2 separate regions of the Homo sapiens genome follow, and region 1 is linked to region 2. The links are chromatin contacts, found by Hi-C or POLR2A ChIA-PET in ENCODE. All regions are on one chromosome and are shown on one strand. Each heading gives the region's core, a stretch centred on a gene start or an enhancer-like site at or near the end of the contact. The rest is flanking DNA. Distances are from core to core; before and after follow the strand shown.

Evidence for each region. Hi-C counts contacts between places; a loop is a spot of excess contacts on that map. ChIA-PET counts read pairs that join two places held with the same protein, here RNA polymerase II (POLR2A). Pooled maps may share reads with other maps.
Region 1: a loop to region 2 is called in a pooled map, with 4 times the contacts of the local background. The contact joins two enhancer-like sites. A Hi-C loop is called at or near these places in 1 of 168 maps with a recorded cell type or tissue (ascending aorta) and 3 of 50 pooled maps. POLR2A ChIA-PET finds 5 or more read pairs at or near these places in 1 of 52 experiments (WTC11).

The regions. Positions count from the first base shown.
Region 1 is chr12:80,043,019-80,047,010 of GRCh38, reverse strand. No RefSeq gene overlaps it. Among named protein-coding and RNA genes, the nearest start is that of OTOGL, 55 kb to the left of the region's middle. Within about 2 kb of position 2,115, at least 2 of the 41 ENCODE cell types and tissues checked have a DNase peak (open chromatin) inside an H3K27ac peak, as active enhancers do; they include ascending aorta, where a contact is called at or near this core.
Region 2 is chr12:79,406,901-79,410,764 of GRCh38, reverse strand. All of the region lies in intron 9 of SYT1 (synaptotagmin 1), which reads right to left. Among named protein-coding and RNA genes, the nearest start is that of MIR1252, 10 kb to the left of the region's middle. Within about 2 kb of position 2,609, at least 8 of the 41 ENCODE cell types and tissues checked have a DNase peak (open chromatin) inside an H3K27ac peak, as active enhancers do; they include ascending aorta, where a contact is called at or near this core.

The DNA.
Region 1 (3,992 bases), core at 866-3,365, 640 kb before region 2:
TTAATTCCAGTGTCATTCTTTTACATGTGGATATCCAGTTGTCACAGCAGCATTTGTTGAAAAGACTATTCTTAATCAAGTTATCTTGGCACTCCTGTCAAAAATCAACTGATCTTAAATGTAAGGGTTTATTTCTAGACTTTATATTCTATTTCATTGATCATATGTCTGTCCTTGTACCAGTGCCACAATGCCTTGATTACTGTAGCTTTGTAGTAATTTTTGAAATCAGAAAGTGTGTGTCTACCTTCTTGAGGTAAATTTTTAAAAAGAAGGAAAGTGTGAGTCCTCCAACTTGTTCTTTTTTAAGACCAATTTGGCCTCTCTGAGACCCTTGCATTTACATACAAATTTTAGAATCAGTTTGTTGATTTCTTTCAAAAAAAAGCAGATAGAATTTTGATAGTGATTTTGTTGCTATAGATCAATTTGGGGAGTATGTTTATCTTTACATGAAGTCTTCCAAGCCACAAACAAGAGATAACTTTCCATTTACTTAGCTATTCCTTAGTTTCTTTAAAAAGGCTTTATCATTTTTAGTTTATAAGTCTTGCACTTCTTTTGTTCCCTTTATTCCTAAGTATATTATTCTTCTTGATGTTACTATCAATGGAATTATTATGCTAACTTTCTTTTTGAATGTTTATTGCTGGAGTATAGAAATACAATTGATTTTTGTATATGAATCTTGTACTCTGCAACCTTGCTGAATGTGCTTATTAGCTCTGATAGCTTTTGTGGATTTTTTATTATTTCTGTATACAATATCATGTCATCTGTGCATATAGTTTTACCTCTTCCTTTCTGATCTGTGTGCCTTTTATTTCTTTTTCTTGCTTAATTTTCCTGACTAGAACCTTCAGTACAATATTGACTAGAAATGAACCACATATTTTTTAAACTCATAATTCTGTATGGCTGACCCCAAGAATTTAAAGACTTAAATAAAATAATATCAATTAAAGTAGTATATTAAATGAGAGATTTCAAATGATTACCTCAATATATTTAAGAAACACTTATACCATGCTGGTATGTACCAGATAGCTTTAAGCACCTTATAAGTATTATCTCATCGAATCTTTACAGTAATTCTATGATTTAGCTGCTGTCATTCCCTATATTACACATAAGGAAACCAAGCCAGAGTTAATTTATCCAATATAACGCCGCAGCTAAGTAGCAGAGCTGGAATTTAAACCCAGCCAGATTGGTCCAGAGTTGTAGCTCTTAACCATTTAACATGCTGACTCACATATATGTCATTATTAACCAAGTAGCTTAATGATGAAATTTGAGAAGCATTCCTTTACATGTCAGGAAAAAGACAAGGTTGCCAACTACTGCTACTTCTATTGAACATTTTAGTGTAGGTTATAGTAAATGCAAGCCAATAAAATTTTTTGGTATAATAAATTAGAAAAGAAGAGACCTAACTATCATTATTTGTGAAAAATATGGTTTGTCCACACAAAAAATTCAATAGCTTCTATATTCAGCCTTTAGAATCTAAAAATAATCCACAGATTCAAGGGTAAAAGAGCTGCATACAAAAGTTGGGGGCATATTCCTAAGCACCAGTAATAATCCATTGGATAATATAACAGAGAAAATATTTCAATACTATATGATATCTAGGAATCAAGCTAACAAAAGATACACAAGTGGAGAACCAAGTGTTTGAGAAAAGAAAGTAGACTAGTGCGACTATAGTGCAGAGTTTACACAGAGGGAATTCAGCAAAAAAGGAGTTTGGCCAGATTAAAGAGGCTTGATCCATAGCAACTTTTTGAGCAAGGAAGTAGAAAAAATAATGTAATATTTAGAGAAATTTAATCTGAGACCAATTCAATGGAATCCATTAGTCTAAGGAGCCCAGAAACGCAGTGGGGGGATTCAGTCTACCTCCTCGTGTGGAGATTTTTACAAGGAGTTCGCTTGTAGTAAAGAGCAGTGTACTGCCTGCCACAAACTCAAATAAAAGAAAAATCAGTATTTTAAATCTGATTGTTTTCCTGTACAGTAATAATGGAAAGCAGAAAACACTGCTGCAGTGTTGCTTGTCAAACTCTGGTCTTCATATTTTCAATATGAGGTCAAATGATGGAATCTTGAGTCATCCAGTGGCCTGGTTGATGACCAATTCTTCTATCTAATGACTAATTTTGGCATTTAGAAAAAGGCTAAAAATATGCCTGTGATCATAGGCAGAAAGCAGTTATTTTAAAAAAGAGACTTTGGGGCCAGTTGCACAAAATTATAATGAAACCATGGTAATAACAGGCAATAGCTGTAAGGGTTAACTCATAAGTTACGAATATTTTAGGGCTGGGTGCAGTGGCTCATGCCTGTAATCTCAGCACTTTGGGAGGCTGAGGCAGGCGGATCACCTGAGGTCGGGAGTTTGAGACCAGCCTGACCAACATGGAGAAACTCCATCTCTATAAATAAATAAATAAATAAATAAATAAATAAATAAATAAATAAATACAAAATTAGCCAGGTGTGGTGGCGCATGCCTGTAATCCCGGCTACTTGGGAGGCTGAGGCAGGAGAATCGCTTGAACCGGGGAGGCAGAGGTTGCTGTGAGCTGAGATCACGCCATTGCTCTCCAGCCTGGGCAACAAAAGCGAAACTCCGTCTCAGAATATTTTAACATCAAGTTCTGACGTTAGTATGGCACTATATAGGGAGGCCTAAGTCCCCAACTGACCTATTTTTGTTAAATATAAATAAACATATTCAGGCCCTTATCTTTCCAACTTCTCTTTGGCATTTTCATTTGCCAAATATTTACTGGACACCTGCTATATATCAGGCACTGTGCTAAGTCCAGAGGATTCAGCAGAGAACAAAGTAAATGCAGCACCCGCCATCTCAAAGTTTACATTCCTGCCTGAAGTCTGCAATGTGGCAAACTTCTCCTAGGCTGCCAGGACACCACTCTGGAGCTTTTCCCTGCCTCCCTCATCACTCTGTCTCCTTCACTGGCTTCTTTTCTTTTGCTTTTCTCTTAAACATTGGTTGCCCCAATTCTCAGCCCTCTTCTCTTCTCCCTCAGTATTCTCCCAGAGAAATCTCCATTTATTCCCATTTTTGTATTTCATTTGTATAGTACAATTACATTCAGATCTAGACAGATATATAGATTACTATGTGCCAAGATCTGTTATAACCACATTACAAATATTAACTCATTTAATCTTTGTAACAACGCTTTGAGGTGGATACTATTATTTTACCCATTTTCCAGATGAGGAAACCAAGTCACAAATTGGTTAAGAAGGTGGCATAACTAGAGTTTAAACCAAGACAGACCATGACCTAGACCAGTATGCTGTGCACACTCCCATGTCTTCAACCTGTCACCTGTGTGTGGATGCCTCCCCAATGCAGATCATTAAGTTGTAATTCTCTATATTCAATCTCATATTTTATAATGGCTGCTAGACATCTGTACCTGAACTTTCCACACATAACTTAGAAACAATGTGCTTTCTACTCTGAATGGTCGTGTCGTCCCAAAATTCTTGTGTTGAAATCTTAACCCCAAGGAAATGGTATTAGAAAGTGAGGCCTTCTGCTCAAAACTGCTGCAGCTTTCCACCTCCTGGTATCTGTGTCGGCAAATGGCCCTTCTTGCCTTGATCCACAGGGACGGAGAAGGGGATGTCATTAATATTTTGTTCATTAATACTGATTAATTAATCCAAAAAAAGTGAGGCCTTCTGGAAGGTGATTAAGTCATGAGAGTGAATCCTCATTAATGGGATTCGTGCCTTTACAGAAGAGACTCCAAAGAGCTGTCTTGCCCTTCTACCATGTGAGGACATAGCATGAAGGGGCCCTCTATGCACCAGGAAACATGTCCTCACCAGACACTGAATAGACTCATGTCTTGATCATGGACTTCTCAGCCTCCACAACTGTGAGGCATAAATTTCTGCTGTTTGTAAGCTATCTAGCTTATGGGATTTTGTTATAGCAGCCC
Region 2 (3,864 bases), core at 1,360-3,859:
GGCATAACTGCCAAATGTAATGCTTAATTATAGAAAAGTAACACATTAAATGGATGTGAATAATGGTGAAAATAATGAAGTTTTAAAACCAGTGAAAATATAGCTTATTAAAATACAGAGGCCTTCAGTAAATACATTTAGGGAAAAGGAGCCTATTACTAGAGGAAAGTTCTTCATCTGAGATGCATACGAGCTTGTATAACCTGCTTTATTTTGTTGTTATTATTGTCGTTCTGTTTTTTTTTTTTTTTTTTTTTTGACTTTGAACAGCCTGAAGCCATGGTTTTAAGTCTGCATCTGTAGTGATAAGTGGAAAAGAGAGATGAGGAAGGGGCTTTACTGGCCCAACCAGAAACACAAACTAAGAACCCATGACTGAATTCTCGCCCTTGAACACCCCTGATTCTGTGAATGGCTTTATGACCCTGAGAGAAAAACTGTATTGAACTCCAACACAATCAATAGATGGATAGGCAAGTAAGGTATTTCTTTAGTAATAGTTCATATTGCTGCAAAATTAAGACAATGTAATTTGTACCCTGTGAATATACATGATCAGCCTATTATTCTCTTTTAGCAACATGAAACTTATTCTCTCAGTTTTCTTCATGTGGCTAATTTGTAGAACAGAGGGATAGGGTGCTTCAGGGATTCAAACCTTGATGATGATGAAAACTATTTTGTTAACACTGCCTCTGTAAACACACTCAGCATTTCAAAATAATTTTTGAAATGGCCATGAAGATATGAGCAATAAAAGAACACACAGCATTAATTCCTCCCACCCCCAAAAGTGTAAGACATTATTAGAAGTGAAGTGAACAGAGTAAGAAAAGGAAAAAAAACAGTTTAGAGTGATACTTTTTCTTTCTTTCCTTTTTCTCTTTAATCAATGCAAATGTTCATGTTTTCATCTCTGTAGGATTCTTTCCTTGCTGCATTCCACAAGCCCAGAGAAACTCGCTGGAACTCATACAAAATCCTCTCCTACTACCATATTAGGAATCAAAATGTGTAGCAGAAACCCACTGCCAAGCCGAGATAATCAACAGGGAATGTCTATGCCTTCAAGCCAAATGAGTGCAGAAAAATGATCAAGGCAGCAAAGTAAATAATAAAACTGAAAACTGGCTTTAGATTATGGTCTTGTCATGCACCCCACTCTCTAATAAGGCTGTTCTGGAAATTTCTCTACCTCTAGGCCATTCAGGTATAAGAAGCTAGTAAGGTCTAATTTTGCTATGAATAAAATTCACTCTAGGTCACAAGCAGAACAAAGCGAAGTAATATATCTTTGCCTTATTAACGATATCAAAAATTTTGTGCAGTTGCATGGCTTATAAATCCTCTACCATAATACCAAACTGATACTGCAATACTTTAAAATTTAGACATACCTTTTTTCAAATTTTGAAAAAAGTCTGTGAGTGTGTGGCAGTTACCAGAAAACTTTCCAGTTACATTGTTTTTGCTCCAAGTGAAATTGGTTAAGATTAATTATATTTTCCTTTTTTAATACATGGCACTTGATCCATCATATTCTTGGCTAGAAATAAATTTTTAATTAATATTTGCACCAAATTAATAGATGTTTCAAACCACAACATGGTGGTTCTGGAATTATAGCAAGGGACAGTATGCTGGGTTATATAATTAAGGCTTAGCAATTATCTAGTGGATTAAACAGACCATTGTGGAACTAACTGCTTGCTTTATTAAGACGGTAATGATTACACCTGAGAATGTAATGCTGGCCCGATGAGAAATTTGACCTTGCTGCCACATTTCTTGAGTTTTAAAGGAGGCAGAGGTAAGAAATGAGGAGATCAGAGAACAGAGGTTCCATAAATCAGTACCACAGATGACAGGAGCATGGATAAGTGCATAATTGTAGACTCAGGATAAAGCAAAGAATTTAGAGCTATTACAAAGTAATTTGTGTGCCATAACTCTCCGGGAAATTATAATTATCAGAGAAATAATAGACTCATAGTCAAACAGCTTCTGACCATATTACTTGGAAAAAAAAAAAAAAGAAAGAAAAGGAAAGAAAAAAATGTGGTCTAGGAAATTTGGAGGCGCCAGGACAAATTCAAAGAAATGACCTAAAACCAACCAAAATGTCCTTCTTGTATTTTTATAGCATGTCATAGTTTACAAAATGAGTTTTCCTGGCTGTTATCTTACTGAACCCTTTGTAAAGCCTGTGAGGAAGACTTCTTTATTCCCTGAATCCACATGAAAGCATGGGCTGAATCACCTCGCTAAATGACTTGCTCAAAGTCTCAGTAAGAATGTGCACTGTATCTCCGATCCTTGCTCCTTCCAATAAACCCACTAATGCCAATCTAAGTGGGCATATCTGTTTGTTTTCTGGAGGCCTCCTCCCTTCCTCTGTAGTGAGACTTAGTAAAAGCTCCCCACAGTGTTCACTTGGTCGTTCAGCCTTCAATTTGAGCAATTTCTAATTCTTCAATAGTTGTGAAATTCAGCAAGGTCTGGGATCTTGGGCATATTATTTAGCCACCTTGGCTTTGGTGAGGCAAAACTGCAGTCCAGAATCGACAATGAACCAATAGGAAATCCCCTCTGTTAGGACTAGAAAGGGCTGCCCAAATCCTTGGCTGCTACTGCCATCTCCTGTTCAGAGTAGCTCACCCAGGATTGCCTGTGCATACATTTGCTTTAAATTCAAGTGTAATACCCAGGATAAACTGATTTCAATGAGACTCAGGAATATTCCCCATGCATTTAAGGTTCTCCATTCAGCCTCTTCTCGAAGCAACATCTTTTGGTGGTGGTCAGTGTTAGAAGGCAGTTTGAACAAGATTAAGAGGATAAAACTGTTGTTCTTCTGGGAAGAAGAGGTCACAATACAGTAGTGATGTGATCAAAGATGGAAGGAAAGAAGACAGCAATGTCCTTCTCCTGTGAGTATACCAGAGTAAGGACAGCCACATCCACTCTAAAACTATAATGTTCTTTGCTTGGACTGTGCGTAAGAGAGTTGCAAAAACCACAGCAAATTACATCCTCTTCTGATTTCAGGAGGGGCCACCAAATAGTCTTTGATGTATCTCAGAGTCACAGACTCTGTGCTGTAGATACATCCCACCTAAAAGTGAGGTCAAAAATTGGGATGGAGGTGATTCACAAAGAAGACTGTATCTTCTCAGAGCTTAGTATTTGCATTTCTAAGAATGTGACGATCAGAGCTATCCCAATGGTATGACAAATGGGGACAACTATCCCAGGTCTCAAACTTTTCTTTGACTTCATGCCTTCCCAACAAATGGTGGTAGCAACTCTAGAGGGTGGCTAGATCACTCAGTTGTGGTGGGGAAGTGAGACGAAGGCATGGTGGTACTGTCATGGTCTTACCTCCCTCATCAAGACCTTTACCATACTTGTAGGATGGCATCTTTTCTTCTCAAAACTGGAAGAGACTACTCTTATGAGTCTATTTTCCTTTCAAGGTAGTTCCTGATGCTGAATTTAAGTTTGTTTCACTCAAATAATATTAGTGGTATAAGTACACAGAGTATGATTAGTCATAAGTAACAGATCATCCCGGGGGAGTTCTAGTGATAAACCCAGAGAAAAGAGTGTATCATGGAGGATAAAAAAGAATACAAATTACTTATTTGTCAGGGCCTGTGCTAAGCACTGTCACATGCCATCTTAATACTTGCCATAGCTTGATGAAACAAGCATTATTATCCCTTTTTAACAGATAAATAAACTGAGGCTCAGAACCATGAATTAACTTGTCCAGGGCCATAGGGATAGTAAGTGATAATGGCAGGATTTGAATCAAGGTCTTTATGACCTCCAAAGCAGGGTAGTTCACCTCTACACCAGAAT